Regions from separate parts of the Homo sapiens genome. Here region 2 is linked to region 1. A link is an interaction called in ENCODE POLR2A ChIA-PET data of the cell type or tissue named here. Cell type or tissue: MCF 10A. All regions are shown on one strand. Each heading gives the region's core, and the rest is flanking DNA. Links, peaks and the distances in the headings are about the cores only.

Evidence for each region. ChIA-PET counts read pairs that join two places held together with the same protein. Peaks named below come from ENCODE experiments on the same cell type or tissue, not always from the same donor. Only the 100,000 strongest peaks of a DNase experiment are listed, where the experiment ranks them.
Region 2: POLR2A ChIA-PET joins it to region 1 with 86 read pairs; 5 of 35 experiments call an interaction of 5 or more read pairs at or near these places.

Annotation. Positions count from the first base shown.
Region 1 is chr21:34,859,806-34,868,427 of GRCh38, forward strand. The region is part of intron 5 of RUNX1 (RUNX family transcription factor 1); the gene reads right to left. The region is part of intron 1 of RUNX1-AS1 (RUNX1 antisense RNA 1); the gene reads left to right. Among named protein-coding and RNA genes, the nearest start is that of RUNX1-AS1, 28 kb to the left of the region's middle. RefSeq lists enhancers at 5,495-6,694, 5,965-6,134, 6,175-6,454, 7,435-8,102, 8,103-8,622. In MCF 10A, for the core only: no CTCF peak of the experiment used is centred there; DNase peaks (open chromatin) are centred at 4,436, 5,886 and 6,226.
Region 2 is chr21:34,809,988-34,818,724 of GRCh38, forward strand. The region is part of intron 7 of RUNX1 (RUNX family transcription factor 1); the gene reads right to left. Among named protein-coding and RNA genes, the nearest start is that of RUNX1-AS1, 22 kb to the right of the region's middle. In MCF 10A, for the core only: no CTCF peak of the experiment used is centred there; DNase peaks (open chromatin) are centred at 2,714, 3,724 and 4,694.

The sequences.
Region 1 (8,622 bases), core at 7-8,006:
ACAATACAAGATCAAGAAAGATTAGAATTTATTTTCTGTTAAGTCAGGATTTCCGGAAACCATAGAGTCAGATTGGCAGCTCTCCACTTCTGGTTCCCAACTTCCCTGCTCCCATCTTTCCCAATTATTTATAATTCAGGGCAAATAAGAGTAGAAGAAACCATATCCATCTTTCTCTTCTTACTTTGTACCTTTGAAGATCAGGAAAGATAGAATTTCTAAGTTTGAAAACAGGCTAAATTAGAATCATTCTGTCTATATTTTTAAAAGACGAAGTCTGGCTGATTTTAAATATTATTTGAAAATGCCAGATGTTATTAGAGGTACTCATGGGATCAGTCAGAATAAAATTGATGACTCATAAATGGACTTAAGTATATGTAACTGACAGACTGAGATTCAATAAGTACTAGTAATAAAAAATGCACAAAATTTCCATTACACATTTTACATATATTTATAAAAGGTGAGAAAATCTTCATTGCATAGATTTACTAATCTAAAAACATTTCTTGTTGGTAAAGTGATTCAGAAGATAAATCTGGCTAGCTGACCTTTGGCAAGTCACTAGACACCTCTATGTTCCTCAGTATCCTTACCAGGAAGATGGTTACATGCAAATTTTCCTACCTTAGAGAGTTTTAGGGGAGATTAAATGATTTACCGTGAGTAACCCTGTTAAAACAGTTATCTGGCACACGGTATTCAACAGGGTGTGTCTGTGCGTGTGTGTGTGTGTGTGTGTGTATGTTGTCTGCTTTATTTCTCTTCTCTGTTTCTCACGGGTCTATAATAGGACCCTAACATTTGATTAAGTCTGATGTTCAATCTTCCTACATCAATACAGTAGTTCTTTAATCAACATAGTTTCTCCTCTTAATCATGTAGCATAAAGTAAATCAAAGACAGATGAAAGGAAAATATTTTCAATTGTCACACATGTCTTAATACAAAGGAAGGCCACAGAAAAACAAATGTCATGCGTGTCTTAATACAAAGGAAGGCCACAGAAAAATGCTCAATGAAAATATAATCTTTGGCCACAGCAAGCCACGATTCCTAATCGTGAGAAATCTCCACCGAACACTCCCCAAAGATGTGGATTCTATCTGTATTAAAGTCTATAATAAAAAGAGCAATAGCAAGTAACAATTAGATGATGAAGGCTGCTCTGCCCATTGTGCCTTTATAACTAAAGTCTCAGCTGACCTGTCCAATAAACGAGGTGAGGATGCTTCTGGGGAGTGACTTCCATGGAGCAGAGCATCAGGGATGCCAGGAGACTCTGCCTCCAAATCCATCTTTCCCATCAACTGGCCTGTCCCCAGAACCTAGAGACGAGTCTTGTTGGCCTTTGGGGATTTGCCAGTTTTAGGACATCGTTCAGATGTTATCAGGCGACACTCTGGATGCTTTCCTACCGTGGCATCTAGCTGAAGGAGAGGACTGGGTAGAAGAGGCCTTGGCCAGGCCCAGCAAGCAGGGTATGTGATGTGATGTGGAGGAAGATGCTGCCGCAGAGGGAGGCAGGTCCTGGGGGCAACTGCCCATCTCACTGGGCAGTCTCTGGCTTTCCAAGAACAGATCCAGGAGCAATGACAGCCACAGACGGGGAGCAGCCACATCCACATGTTCCAGAGCTGACTAACAGATTGTCCTACAAGCCTCATGGTCAGCCTGTTCCCTCTCTGTCAAGAACCCATGAAGGTTATCACCTGTATCATCAAGACTGAACTCCAGAACCTGCTTTTAGGATCTTCTCACTAATAAGACCCTGCCCCAAGTAATTTCTCACTCACCCCCTCTCCTCCGCATACCTGACTCCCAGTGTGCACCCTCCGAGTTCTACCCATGAGCCATGGCATTGAGATGCTGAGGTCTTCCTTCCTCCAGCCACTTCGCCAATCCAAGGCTCCTTGCTGCACCCTTCACCCGAGTCTTCCTGCCCTTCAGCATCTGGCAACGGGCAGTCACTCAGTCACTTGTTTTCCAGGCAGCCTTCCTTGATGACTACATTTTGCTTTATGGCTGTTTGGGCTGCCTCATAAATCATCCTTCACCTTTGATTATTTAGGGTGTCATACTGAATGCAGTTTGCGGCTGTGTAGACCTAGTCTCCCAGAAGGTGGGGACCCTTTTCTATATACCCATGTAGCCCTCACAGAAAGGTGGGAAAGGGTGCAAGTGGGAAGGGGCTTTAGGAGAGAGGGGGTATTTAAAATTAAAAAAAAAAAAGTCCCTTGAGGACACAACAATAGATAATGCCATTGTCCCAGTCCTGAGTAGGTCTAGGGGTGCATGTGGGTGTATGAGAGAGAGAGAGAGAGAGACTGAGGTGGTTCTTTCAGCAAGAGAGTTACAAGTTTGGGGATGCAATACAAACGATTTTACCTCTCCAGATCTCAGTTTCCTCATCAGCAAAATGAGGGGGGTTCATGGGATGCATGCAATGTCCCTTTCAACTCTCTGATTTCATCTTCCAAGAATGCAGCTGGCCTGAGATGCCCATAGCCATGTGCAGGCGGGCAGGTCCACGTGTGATTCTTCTGTTGCCTACAACTCTAGCACCTCAGTGACTTCATAAAAATACTGTATTTGTTTCCTGGGGCTGCTGTAATAAATTATCACAAACTGGGTGGCTTACAACAATAGAAATTAAGACTTTCACAATTCTGGAAGTCAGAAGTCCCAAATCAAGGTGGCAGCAGGGCCACACTCCCCCTGAGGGCTCTAGGGAGGATCCTTGCCTCTTTCTCGCTTCGGATGGTGGCCAGCATTTCTTGGCGTTTCCTGACTTGCAGCTGCAGCACTCTAGCCTCTGCCTCCATCTTCACATGACTGTCTTCCTACTGGGTGTCCCCTCCCTCTTCTTAGAAGGACATCAGTCATTGGACTTATGGCCCACCCAAGTCCAGTATGACTTTATCTCGATTACACCTGTAAAGACCTTAAGCCATATTTTAAGGTTCTAGGTGGACATACACTTTTTGGAGAACACTATTTAACTCAGTACAAATAGCAATGTAGTAAGAGCTCCCATCATGGCTCTACCAGTGACAACTGCTCTACAGGCACGCGTGTGTTTTACCCTCTGGAACAGTCTTGCTCCGATAGTGGCTCTCCTACCACCACGCTATCCACGACTACCCAAATGACAACAAAGAATGGTTGCATTCATAATACTGGCATTTTTAAGTCGTGTAGAACTTACAACTTTTTAAACACCTTCCCATATACTATTTCATTTGGTCCTCACACCAATCTCATGAAATAAACAAGATGGATTTTATTGTTCTTGATGAATAGGTAGCAAAGCTAAGGCCCAGAAAGGTTAAGTAATTTTCCCAAAGTCACACAGCTTTGATATACAGCAAAACTCATATCCCTGAGCTTTCTACTCACTGTTCTTCCGGTTATTATCCCTGAGGTCATAAATCTCCACCCGCAAACCCAATAGCACCAGTACAAGAAATCTGGACTGGAGATACTTTATCCACACCTACCACTGCCCCAAAAAGTAAAATCTGACTCTGTGATTCTAATGTACCAATGGTACTCAACCTGGGTTATAGCTCAAAAGCATTTTCTTACTGAGCTGCGTTTGGGCCTCTGGCAGTTGAGCACTCATGACACCCCATCTGGTAAACCACAGACTAACCTATATAATCAGGAGTAAAACTTAATCAAAGTGATAATTTGTGAAATGAATGGTCATTATCTGAATTCTCATTATTTCATGCCCATCTTTTTTTTTTTTTTTTTTTTTTGAGATGGAGTCTTGCACTGTCTCCTGGGCTGGAGTGCAATGGCGTGATCTCGGCTCACTGCAACCTCTGCCTCCCGGGTTCAAGCGATTCTCCTGCCTCAGCCTCCCGAGTAGCTGGGATTACATGTGCATACCACCACACCCAGCTAATTTTTTGTATTTTTAGTAGAGATGGGGTTTCACTATGTCAGCCATGCTGGTCTCGAACTCCTGACATTGTGATCCGCCCACCTTGGCCTCCCAATCATGCCCTTCATTTTAAGCACAGTCACAAGACATTTCCACCGAGCACACACTAGTAGGTGGGGCGTTTTGGCCAGTCATGTGGTTCTCCCTCACAAAGGGCTCTTGTTTACAGCTTTGGGTACAAGGACATTTGCTTATTATCTTACAGACACAGTGATGACTTCTTCACAGGTGTAGGTGACATTTTTCCACAGCACGAAAACTGCCTTACACGTCCTTTGTATTCTTCCAATGAGACCCAGCAGAGCCTTGATACTGGGCTGCAGTCAGCAACGGGCGCACCTGACAGGAGCCACATGCTCTGCCCTCCACGTGGCCCTGCCCTCTCTGTGGCCCCACCCCATGGCGGCTGGGACACAGCCCTTCTTGGCCAGCATCTGCAGAAGTAGGATCTGTGCCTCGGGGCACACGTGTTATGAGCCAAATTCCCTCATTGAAATGACCTATAGGCCTGGTATTTTAAGTACATGGGTGTGGAGCACAAAAGACTCTCAAGTGTTTCTCCCAGCGAGCTGCAGCCGGAATAGTGAGAAATCACAGGAGAGCAAGGGAGGGCAGGTTGGCTAAATAGCAACGGCCCCAAAATGGGCTTTTCAGGACCCAGTGCAGGGGTGGAAGGATGGGGCTGCTGCCGAGAGGGCCGGTGTTTCTGTTGGCAGCCTGGAGGATCCAAGGCTCCCTGAAGCACTCACTGGCCTTGGTCTGGTGAGGCCAGCAGAGGCTTTGGTCAGTGCACAGATGGCCCCAGCACTGATCCTGTGTGTGCTGCTGGAAGTCGGCAGCTCTTGGTTCCAGAGGGGGCCACCACGGGGTCACAGGGTGGCCTGCATGGAAGGAAGCCAAGGAAAGGGGTAAACAAGGGGTAAACACCAAGTCCTTCCTCCTGCTCACTGAACCCTGACCACCACAGCAGCATCAGTTCCAGCCAGGGCTTGGGTTCCAGGAGGACCATTAGAAGACCATTAGAAGCACCAAACGACACTCATACTGAATAAGAAGGTGAGAACAAAAAACAACAGGGCAGATGAGGTTTGTCTTGATGTAGGCTTGGAAGCAGTGAGAGAGAAGAATTCCATATAAAATCCCATGAAGGTGGAAACACAGTGGTGATTCATTCAGTGTGGACTCTCAAGGCAACCTACTTAGGTTCAAAACCTCGCTCTGCCACTTGCTAGCTGTGTGACCTCAGGCAAGTTACTTGACCTCTCTGGGGCCTCAGCTTTGTCATCTGTAAAAGGGGGTTAATAACAGTCATTCCATCTCGTAGCATTGTTCTGCAGGTTAAATGGAATGCTGAATATACAAGCAGAGCACAGGGAAAGGTCTCAGTAAATGTCAGTGGAATGATCATTAAAGACATGATAAAGGTGATTCCACAAAGACCAGAGCTGTGACAGATCCCGTAAGAAGGAGCTGGGGATGAAGTAGGCACTGACGTCTGACATGAGGAGGGGTTTTGTGCGTGTGTGTGTGTGTGTGTGTGTGTGTGTGTGTGTGTGTGTGTGTGTTCAGCAGGTGATGGGGCTGCTACCAGGCCTAAACGCAACTTGAACTTCAAGTTCAAGTTCACTCCTGCCCCGCCAGCTGGCGACCTTTGTAAGGCACAACTGTGAGTGGCTGATATGCTATGTAAACAAGCCAGGCCAGTGCTCCTCACTGCAACATGTGTTGTCTCCCTCGACGCCAGTGTGTCCATCCAAATGCCAGGGCAAAATACTAACTGCTTTATTTAGTTGGGAAGAAGGTCAAGGGGTGAGTCTTCCTGGACACTCGCTGCCATGACACACTCCCCAGGGCCAGTCAGCGGGGAGGCCCCAGGTCTAGGCTTGATTAGTCTTGACGTTGGCGGCCCTGGGGCTGGTGAACTCTGACAGCCAATTGTGGTCAAATAAAGCCACGGCTGGAACCTGCAGTTCCGCATGGCCCAGCGCACTCTCCACTTCCTCACCACATCTGGGAAGTGGCTAAACCTCAGGATTGCTTCAAATGTGCACACTGCTCCCCAAAGAGCTGAGGGTGGCAAGGAGATTACAAAGCAAAAAGACATGCAGCTCGGGGTCATTTCTTGCCTAGGTGTGAAGAACATATTTAAAAGTGCATCCAGGCCACATCAGAGCAGAATCCTCCTATAACACCCCGTGTCTGACGGGCGAGCCCCGACTCCTGTTGTGACTCGGCCTCCTCAGGTCTAGTTTGCAGGTATCCCCGGTCTACCTGAGTTGGCTCTGCAGCAGACTCTGTTCCTGTCACTCTCCTTAGTGTAGGTCTGTAAGCATGAGTCATCTTCTTCTTTTGGGGACAGTTTCAGGGGATGTGAAACTTGCCCTTTGTCACGCAAAGGAAGGCTGCAGACACAAAGGAGCCGTCTGCCCTGGGGGCTCAGAGTCCTTAGGAAACACAATCGCAACATTTTTCACTCTTGTGTTTGTCTGCAGGAAAGCCAGTTGTGCCCAGAGTCTTGAAACGCCCAAAGAGTGAGAAAGGAAAAATAAAAGAAAAACATCGCAGCTTTTAAAAACCAAGAGAGTCAGTGAAGGCTCAGGTTCTGCTCTTTGCAAATTCAGGAAATCCCACAAGATCCTGAAAGGTTGCAGGGAGATTTCTCCTTTTACAATAGATGGCTTTGGGTCTAATTTTAATTGCGGATAACTAAGTATAAAAATTAACGTACCCTCGGATTCCAGGAGTAGTCTGCATTTGGAGTATTTTTTATGAAGTATTTTTAATTTTGATTTCTCACTTTTCCACTGGAACAACCTAACAGCCAAAATTCATGCTTATGCTCCTCTTCCATTTCCTTACCCAAACATTTGCCACTATTTTTGACAGTGGAGTTGTATAATTAATTTATTTGGGGATTTCTGGACGGGATACAAATCCTTCAACTTGCACATAATTTCCTGATTCTCCATGCTGAATTGAATTAAGATGTCGGCGTACTGTATATACTTGTGTGCAAAGTGCCTGTATTTGCAGATTGCTTGATCCAATCGCACTCACATCACACATGCAAAATGCAGACTTGAGGCCTAAGCTACTGGCACCAGGACTACCCTCAAAAGTCAGACTGAAAATCAGGTCCTTAGAATATAGAACTCAGTTTTCCATGGAAATGGCATTTGTTTGGAATTATGGATTGTTTGAAAAATAGCTGTTTTACTTGGAGAAAACCGAAGACATGCAAAGCATTTTCTCTGGAGATGTTCTATGAAAATGAGTTGTTTGAGGACAGGGACAGAATTTTATTCATCTTTGTATCTTCTATTCTGAGGCAATAAAGAAAAGTTTGATAAATGAGGCCAGGCATGGTGGCACATGCCTGTAATCCCAGCACTTTGGGAGGCCAAGACGGGAGGATCACTAGAGCTCAGGAGTTCAAGACCAGTCTGGGCAGCTTGGTGAAACCCCATTGCTACCAAAAATATAAAAAATAAAATAAAATAAAATAAAAATAAAAAATAAAATAAAATAAATTAGCTGGGCATGGTGGCACACATTTGCAGTCCCAGCTACTTGGGAGGCTGAGGCACAAGAATCACTTGAACCCAGGAGGCGGAGGTTGCAGTGAGCCGAGATCACGCCACTGCACTCCAGCCTGGGTGACAGAGTAAGACCCTGTCTCTAAAAATCAATGAATCACTCTGCAAACTTTCAGTTTGACAGCCAGTCCTTTACAACGTCGAATTTCACTTGGAAGGCATAGCTTGCTTTTTCCAAGGCACAGGTATGCTGGGCTCAACTGCAGGCAGGGGAAAAGCTCAGGTTTGCAAAAGGAGTGGAGGGGCGGGCCTCTTTATTTGGCAGAATATCACCTATCCCACAAAACACCATGATGTTCTCATGCAATCTTGCATTTCCTTTCCTGAGATTTCATTTTCCCTTTCTAATCTTCCTTTTCCTTTTGATACCACAGTTCCCTAGGATCTCAGCTGGGGAACCAAGTTTTAACCAAAACACCCCAAAACCCTGAATTCGCAGCCCCCTGGAGACCAAGGCCACACCTGCTGCCCTGTGCTTCCCCCAAGGACAGCCACCAGATTTACCAGTCTTCACTCATCCATCAGGCTGTGTGTTTGGGCTGGGGTCACACAGGGCAAGTGACCAAAGTGACCTCCTGGGCCTGGCCTCCTCCTGATTCCGATAGTGCCCCTAGCCGGGTGCCTCAAACACACAGCCCAAGGCCACACAGAGCTGCAGCTGGGAGGCCTGAGGCATGGACATTCTTCAGGGAAGGAAGGCTTGGGGGGCGTCAGCTCCTGCTCACCAGCCTTGCAGCACTTGCCACTGCAGGTAGGAAGAAAGGCAGGTGAGTGTGGAGGTAGAGAGGGAAGAGAGGGAAGCTTGAGGCAAGCTTGAGGAGGGAGCTGACTTCTAGGTACAGTGCCATCTACCAAATGGGGTCCTTGCAAGCTGGATATACACATGCCTGGCGCTGCTTGAAAGGAGAAAGGAGAGCTTTCAGTCTCTGGATGGGTCTCTAAGCTCCCCACGCACCCTCCAAATGTCCTTTCCATTCTTTAAACTGTAAGCCAAGTATCTTTCCACAATTTGTATCTGGAGTTAGTTATAAGTGGTTCTCCATTTCATTAGGATCAGACCAAATTCCCAAC
Region 2 (8,737 bases), core at 453-8,452, 49 kb before region 1:
TGGGCTTCCTCTGGTGACTACCCCATCCATCTCTGCCACTGCCCCAGCTCTCTGTGCCCAAGTGCTGTCCCTGAGCCAGACCTCTGGTGGGAGAGGCCGAGGGGGCATGGAGCAGTGATCTCAAAAGCCTTCCTCTCTACACAAACCCAACCACGGGTTTCTCAGTGGGCATTCTCCTAGCTGCAGCCTTAGTTTTTACTTTGGCACTTTTTTGATGTTGTAAAATGTTAGAACTGTTTGAAAAATTCTAGAGTGGCTTGAAGCCCAGCAAGCAGTCTCTGTTGTCTTCTGCTTCCATATGACATGGGCCCTAAGGCAGGCTTATTGGATTTTATGCCAGGGATTCTGGTTTTAAGCAGCAAACTCTGAGGCATGGCATTCTAATAAAATCAGAAGAAAAACTCATATGAATGGGGGAAAAGGAGAATTCAAAACAATAAACATGAAATATGGCTTAACATAAAGATGCTTTTGTTTGTTCTGGCCCCAAACATTTTCAGGATTTGGGAACCTCATCCCAGAGCTGTCTCTCTAAAAGCCAAAAGGGCTTCAGTAAGGATACAATAAGGGCATAGTTCTGCAGTCTGAGAGGTAAGGACAGAGACCCTAGCTTGGCCCCTCACTCACAGTGTGCTGAAGCAAGTAACTTAATGCCTTGGAGACTCAGTTTCCCCCCATAAGGAGATGTTATTGCATCTGTCCCTTAGATTCCTGGGAGGGTGAAATGTGCCCCTCTGCCCGATATTGTCAATGCAGTAGCTGGCACCTTGAAGGCAGGAAACAGTCTTCTCTCCCCTGCCCTTCCAGGAAAGGATAACAGTGTCTGGAGAGTACTGTTGGCTTAGCTGGTTGTTGCTCCAGGTAACAGAAGAGGGAGAGGCTTGGTCTCACAAAGCCACCAGAAATGAGACCTTCCTTAGGCAGCCAGAGTTCCAAGGTGCACTATTCCAGCGGGGTAGCATGCACCGCTAGGATGCAACATAAGCCCTTCCTCCTGCAGAGCAGCAGCCTCCTCCTTCACAAGGAGCACCATAGCCACCCTGCAGAACACAGCTGCGTCAGGGCCTCACAGCAGTGTTGCACCGTGCCAGCCACAACACAGATTCTGAAAGCTGCATTTTACAAATCGAGGATTCACTGCTCTTTGTCTTGTGAAGTGTGACCCACAATGAATGGCAACCGTTCTTTCTTTAAGAGCTTCCATTCCATGCTCCCAATTTGAAGGATATCCTGACAAAGGGAAGTAGAATTCCCCAAGTGGAAGTGCCTCGTCCCCTTCAATAAACGCGAGTGAAATCAAAGGGCTGCTTCTGTGCTCTCTTCCTCTGTTTTTCTCATGCAGTCCTCCCATCTGACTACCTTGTCACAGCTCTTCTTTTCCTACCTGCATCCTCTTCACCTTGTTTTCCTTTCCCACACATCAGGCCAAGGCTTCTAGAATTCCTTGCAGCAAGAGCTGGAGGACAGAACCTCAGGGAACTGCCCTGTGGGAATGCTTCATGTCGTCTTCTACACGCCCTCTGACCTGGCCGCTGCACACAGGTCTTTCACTCTATGTGATTCCCTGGCTGCCCCTTCACCTCCAAGAGCTCTGAACGGCTTTACAACTAGGAAGTCTCTGAATGTGCAGAACAATGAGTTTCTCTTTCAGCAGGGCCTTGCCACCCCAGTTGTTTTTATTCCCCCCTCTGATATGCTAGAGATAATGATAGATCCAGGAAGTATATTTTCTTCACACTAGGAGGGGCCTTGCCCCACAACTGGAGACATGCCATTCCTGTCTTTACTGTCTGTTCTGATGGGAGCTCCTGAGAGATGGCAGGACAGGCAGCCTTCATTCCTAAACACAGTGTCCTGCAGACCCACCCGCTCCAGCTTATTTTTCACAGACATATTTCTGGAGGAGTAGTGTTTATTATACCTCTGAAACTCAAGGCTTCTCCATGCACAGAAATAGCCTCCAAGAAACAGCCCTCTATACCCCCGAGAAATGCCCCCAAGAAACCTCCATGCCCCTGAGAAATAGCTCTCTTGCACCTCTCTATTTTTTGAAATTTCTTAAATATTTGCCACCAAGCAACAGAGTGAATAAGAGGCTAAAATGTTCCCTCATTTGGTGACAAGTTCCTATGCAAGTTTTGAATTATTTGGAATAATTGGATTTCTTTGGCTTGTGAGCCAAGGGGAATCACTATCACTTTCTTCTATGGTATCAGAAAACTCCCTCTTTCTTCTAAGTTCCCCTGCTGCAGTCTTCTCCCCCACCTTCATGTGAGAGCTACACAAGGGGAATTTGTTCACTTAAGTTTGCAGCCATTTTGCACACCCCAAAGAGTTGACCTTGATGTGAACTAATTGGGATTGCAGTGGGTTAATAACACAGGTTGGTGAGGTGGAATTTGCAGCATAAAGGAAACACTTGAAGATAAGAGCCATTTGTGCTTTCATAAGCTCATCCCTGGTGCTCTGAACAAAGGACACAAACTAATAAAGTCAGATTCATCTAGGGGCAATCTACACTCGCTCACCCCAAACTCTGATTCAGAAAGGCAAATGGAAATCTGCCAGAATTCTTTTAAACTCCAACACAGATCTCGATTTAAAAAATGACACACACAAAACCGCTTGGTAATAAGCAGACCTCTGATGATCTACAGATCCACAGCTTCGTTTATTGACTTAGAGAAAGTAAATGGCATTTCAAATACAACCTTCATACTTCAATAGATGAGGTCACCCTGAGAAAGATGATACTCAGCCCAGCAGTGGGAAACCTCCCTCCAGAGAACTGCTTTGATTTACAAGGCCAAGGAAGGCTTTCTCATAGAAGCCATATACTTGGGCTAAAATGGAGTAATTTTTTTTAAAAAAATTAAATGTAGAGGTTGAGATAGCAGACAACTATGAAACTCTTGCTCAACAAGAGGGATGACCTATGGAAGACAGGAATGCTAGGACCTACAGAACTGAAGGGTCAAAATTGACTTACTACCAAGTTTAGATAGCTAAGTAACTCACATTTTTTTCAGGCATTGAGATCCTGTGTATATTGACTAGAAGATCCTTGTGAATTTCCCAATTACTCTTAAATAGCGATCATCAAACGGGTGATTTCTCCTCCAGGGGATTTCTGGCAATGTCTGGAGACATTTTTGGTTGCCACAACTGAGGAAGGGGGAGTGCTACTGTCATCTAGTACGTGGAGGCCAGGAATGCTGCTCAACATCCTACAATGCACAGGATGGCCCCTACAACAGAGAATGATCCTGCCCACAAGATCAAGCGTGCCCTAAAGTGTCAAAGAAAACCTTGCTCAGGGAAAGCACACACTGCCACAATGGTTTCAGCTACCATGATGACAAGACGGAAGATGTGACTTCTAGAGGTGCTCTTCAGGATCGGGGAAAGCTAACACAGCATTGTCCCCTGGGCACAGTACAAATGAACTGAGGGGTATGAGGAGATGAGGTGTGTGGTGAGCACTTTCTGGAGCCCTTGTGAGAATCCTGGGTGGCTGCAGTCATGATGCACCCAGGGGGAAACTCCATCCCCATGTAAGGTTTAAGGCGACTGCTCTCTCAGTCTCATGGCCTGGCACCCAGACTTAGAGCTGGCATGTTGAGCCCTGGGTGAGCTGCAGGTGTGAACTACCAACAAGACTGCTCCTGAGCTGACCGTCGGCTTTGCCATCTGGGAGGGTACAGGCTAGCACTTGCCTCTCCTGGGCTTCCTGGGCATGAGTCACATGTAACTAGATAATGACGCAAATCACCGTCAACATTACTTAAGGTTTCATTCTAATGTCTTATGGAATGATAGAGCAGAAAGCAACCTCCGAGACAGCAGAGACAACCATGCCAGCCCCATCTCAGAGAAAGCTGCAGTGCGGAATGGTGAAGGGACTCCCCCTATTCTCCACAGCAGATAGCAACAGAGCAGGGACAGACCTTCTGGCTCTTTGTAGACTACTGCTTTAACTACATGATAGTTAGAAACTATAACCCTCCCATCAATCTAGTTACCATGTACTGACAGAACAAAAAGACCTAGCTAAACCTCAAAAAAAAAGAAGTCACTGGAAAGCACATTGTCCAGATGGTTCTGGTGGGGAACACCTTTGCCTGCTTATAGCTCTGTGAGATCCTGAGCTTGGTGAGATGGACTGGGAAGTCCTAACTTCATTTATGTCTTCTCTCCACCCTGAAACGATGCCAAAATGACCCCAAATCTCAAATAAAAGTTGGTGTCTGTTGCTGTAAATGTACAAATAACCCAAAGTCAAAATTAGGGATGGAAGTTACCATTCCTTTTGCCTTCTGTGTTTTGAGGTGGTCGTGGGGAGGAGGAAGGCTTTCAGGGACAAGCAGACGGCGACAGGGATCACACTGTCACCTGTGTGCGCCTTTTCTTCTAATGGCCTTAAACTGCCAAGTGGCTGCAACTGCAGCGTGCTGATTTTAAATGCTTTTATGGAAAGCACCATCCCCTTTTCGACTAGCATCACTTAAAATAATGAGTTAGATGCACTTGTATTATTCTGTCTTTCAAGTGGATTAAATTCACAGGCTCGCTCTCCTCCAGTCTCGCAAGCTTTGGCCTGGCTGTCTGAACCTCCAGATTAGACTGATGAGCACATGCCAGACAGCAATGAAATGCAATTACCCAGGCAAACTTTTGAAGGATTTGAGCCCTGGGGCACAGGCTGTTTACGAAAGACTAAAAGCACCGTTTGTGCTGAGCAGGACCAGTTGCCTCCGTCTTTTCCAGTTCTGGATCCTGCCTGCCACTGGACTGCAGGCAGGATTTCTGGGGGCCTGATAACATCAGGCTTCTGTCCACACCTCAGCACCTCGGGGTCTTTGCTCTGTTTTTCAACAAGAAAATGCAAGTACCAACAAAAGCCTATTATAACATCTCCCTTTGTGTTCACTGACTGACTCTCTCTCTCTCATTGACTTATTTTTTTGTATTGTGTACTACCCCGAAAAAATGCAGCCAGGAATCATCCTATAGCTGACTGGCTGTGTAACTTCTTTGGAAATGAACAACCTTTCCAAAAAACAGGAACTTCCCGTCTTCTTTGAAAAAAAAAATTAAAAAGCAAACCAGTCTCAACAGCACCTCTGAATTACCTTCCCCTTGATTTGAACAAAAGAGGTTTCAGAGGAACAGAGGTGGAGGGAAGAGAAAACAAAGAATGGGCAAAGGGAAGGTTGACAAGGAGAGTGACCATGGTCTCCCCTCTGCTGACCCAGACTTTTTTTTGTTTGTGTGTTTTAGACAACTGTGGGTGACACAGAGGTGTTGGAATGGTTCTTCATCCATTCAGCTGAAAATTAAAATGTAATTCTGCTAGGAGAATGCTGGGGAGGGGAGGGACTGGGGAAGGTTCCTTGGCTTTTGTAGTTGCTGTGGAGGAAGCACCAAGTGAAGCCAGCAGGATGGCAGCACTGAAACGCTCCAGGGCTGGGGTTGGGGGTCCTGAAGCCCCCGCCATAGGGCACAGGGTGGGTGTGGGAAAGAAGCTTCCATGAGGAGTGGGAAAATACGAGGGATAGCAAGAAAAAGAGTAAACTTGGAAGGATGGGTTTCAGAAGTGCTGGAACCAAGAACAATCTAGAATGCTTTTAGAGAAGGAGGCCACACAGGGGCACATCTGCACACCAAGGAAGGAGGAAGAACGCCACTGCCAGGAGCTAGCAGTGAGTAGGGGTTGGGATCCAAGGAAGTGGTAGGTAAATCATGCACTCTTACTCTGGGGCCGAGATGTCTTACAAAATGTGGAAAGCAGGGTCAGGATTCAGAAGGCAGCCTCCGATGAGGCTGAGCAGTCTTTAGAGGAAGGAAGATGAAAAGAAAGAAGCTGGGATGAGAGAGTTTGGCCTCAGAGAGGGAATGGGAAAGGGCAGGGGGGCTCACTAGCTTAGTTAGCAGAAGGCTGTGAAAGTGATGAGGGCCAGAAAGCCAAGAAGCATGGAGACTTCCTAGGCTCCTCCTCATCACAAACAAGAAGGGAAATGGCCCAAGAAAGGGCAGGTGGTGCCAGCCAGGCTCTCCCCCCAGGTTCCCAGCTGGGATCTGGGAAAGGAGAAGGAAAGAATGGAGAAAGGAAACAGCCAAAGGGCCCCAGCAGAGAGTTGGTGCTATGTAAGGAAAGAAATTGTTTAGGGCAGGATATTCTGAAATTAACTTAAAACCTAAAACAAACAGTTTTGACTTGCTGTCCCAGGAGCAAGGAAAAATCCTTCCTCAACGACTCATGCACCCCTTTCTCTGCAGCTCTGGGCTAGGTTCGTGGGGGTCCTGGGAAGGAGAGAGCGTTCCTGCCCACCTGGAAGTCTCCTTCCAACTTGTTGATCTCAGAACCCTGATGTGCTCTGGGGAGAAGAGTGTGTAGCGGGTGGGGGCACGCTCAGGGTTGCCTGCCTGGATGGCATCTCGGTGGTGGTGGTTGAGTTTTTACTGTCTTACAGCACAGATGGTGGAAAATCATAGCCATGACAGTTGGTGAAGCGTCACTCAAACATGCAGCCTATCTGGTAACAGCAGAAGGCAATGTGTGGGGAAATGCCAAAGTGACAGAGACCAACAGATCAGTCAGGAGTCGGGAAGGGAGTCAGTCTGGGCCTCAGTGAGGACAAAGATGTTCTGGAGGAGATGGGGCAGGTGAGGTGCCCTGAAGAATGGCAGGATTCGGGGATGTGGTGGGGAGGAGAGGAAGGAACTTTCTGGGTAGGCATCCAGCATGGACCAAAGCTTGTGGGCAGGACTGGTCATGGGTGTTCAGAGATCAAGCAGGAAGATCTGCAGCATTCACCCACCTCAGTGTCCAGCCTCCCTCCTGTTCGTTGGCTTGACTTTTTGGTCATTTCAGAGCAAGAATGAGCTTCGGAAGAATGGAGCACCTTGTGGCCCAGAACAAGGCAGGGAGGCATGGCTAGAGAAGGAGACAGGAAACTGGTGGTTCCATGGTCTCCATAGGTATCAGGCCTCCCTGGCATCAGCTGACCTGAAATAGCAACACCTGCTTCTTCGGCCACTTTCCTCCAAAGGTGACATATTCAGACAGGTTCTACCAGGAGTGCAGGGCTAAGGGAACCTATGCAGTGCAGTCCCTGGACTCTCTGAAGGCCAAAGTATCAACAGTGAGCACATTGGGTCTTCACACGTCACTCAAGGTCACATAGAGGGGATTCAAACTCAGGCTGGAGTGTAGCCAGAAGTCCAGGTTGCCTATGCTCATTGCTATTCACCGTCTGTCACTCTGCTGCCTCTGAAAAGTTGTCCTTTTGTTTCTCTGGGATTGTCAACTGATGTACATACAGAGATACAAGGGTGGCTGAGCTACAAATGATTTATACTACAAGAAACAGACTGGCGCAACCTCATCTCTGGTAAGTCCTCAGTCTCAAATGAAATAAACAGCATATGGATTTTCCCTGTTGTGTCGCTGAGGCCAAATTAGGAGTCAGCAATGGGGCTTAGTGCTTAAATAAGTTGTGTATGGATGAGAAGGATAGGGCTGCCCATTCCTTGTTTGAGTGACTGCTGGCACCTAAATGCCTCCCGGCTCAGGTAAGAGCCTACCTGATCACAAACAGAGCTGGGAGATTTGTCGAGTTACTCAAGCCCCCAAGACATGGCCACTACATGTGTGAGATTTTCTTAGCTCTTCTACACAGGCTCCTTACTGTTGGCTCTCGCAGTAAAGAGTGGTTTTTGATAACTCTGGGAAGCTCTTTTCCTGACTCCTACACTATGGGCCTCCACGTCGTGTGGTCCTGCAATAGAAAGTCATTTCAGGGTGGCTTTGACTAAGTAATGATCCTTCAGAGCGATCATCACCCTTGAGGGGTGCCAGCCTGTACCCAGAAGGACTCCTGCCCGGGGCCGCCTCATGTCAGGGCCTCTTGAGAACTGGATTTGCAAAGTGTCTGCAGACGTAAGTCCTGGTGGCCTGCTCTGTCTGCTCTGATCACAGGGGACAGGAAGGCTGAACCAGGACAGAACAGTTTGCGGTTTCATCAATGAATAATATGGAGCTGGGGACAAAGTCCCCTCTACTTTCTGCGGCTGTCACTGAAATGTCAGCAGTGGAGGGAAAACCAGAAGAGAAAACCTCTCACTGACAGGCGCCCTCAGTGTGCAAAGAGCTCAAGTTTCAGTGCTGGGGTGGGGTGGGGGCTGCGCCCCTGCCTATTCACCCCACTCCTCCCCTGGGCTGCTCCACTCCCATGATGACTGGGAATTTATCCTACAACAGGCCACGAGCTCCTTGTTCTGCAGTAGGAAATTATCCTTCATAAGAGGGCAACTGTTAGTATTGTTTGTTTGTTTTTTAATTTCCAAAAGTAAGGAGAAGTTTATTAAATAAGAGCGGGGGAAGGGAGGAGGGAGAAGGAGAGGGAAAGGGCCCGAGAGGCAGCTGACCCCAGCATTTCCCGTCTCCCCTTGGCTTCTCCCATCCCCCTTGTCCCAGACCCCCCTCCTTCTGGTTCTGAATGTGAAAAATAAGCAGCCTGCACCTCCTCGACTGGAGATGTGTCTAACAAGGCCCTCATTGTCTCAGACAGGTGTGAGATTGGACTTGATTCGGGGCCAACACCTCCAGTACCGGAGCCAGCTCTGTGAGCCGAAAACATGCACCAGCCCTCCAGTAATACCACTGCAGCCAGCCAGAGACTCAACAATTTAAGGCTTAACACACACAACATAAATCAGAGGAGGATGGACCAGC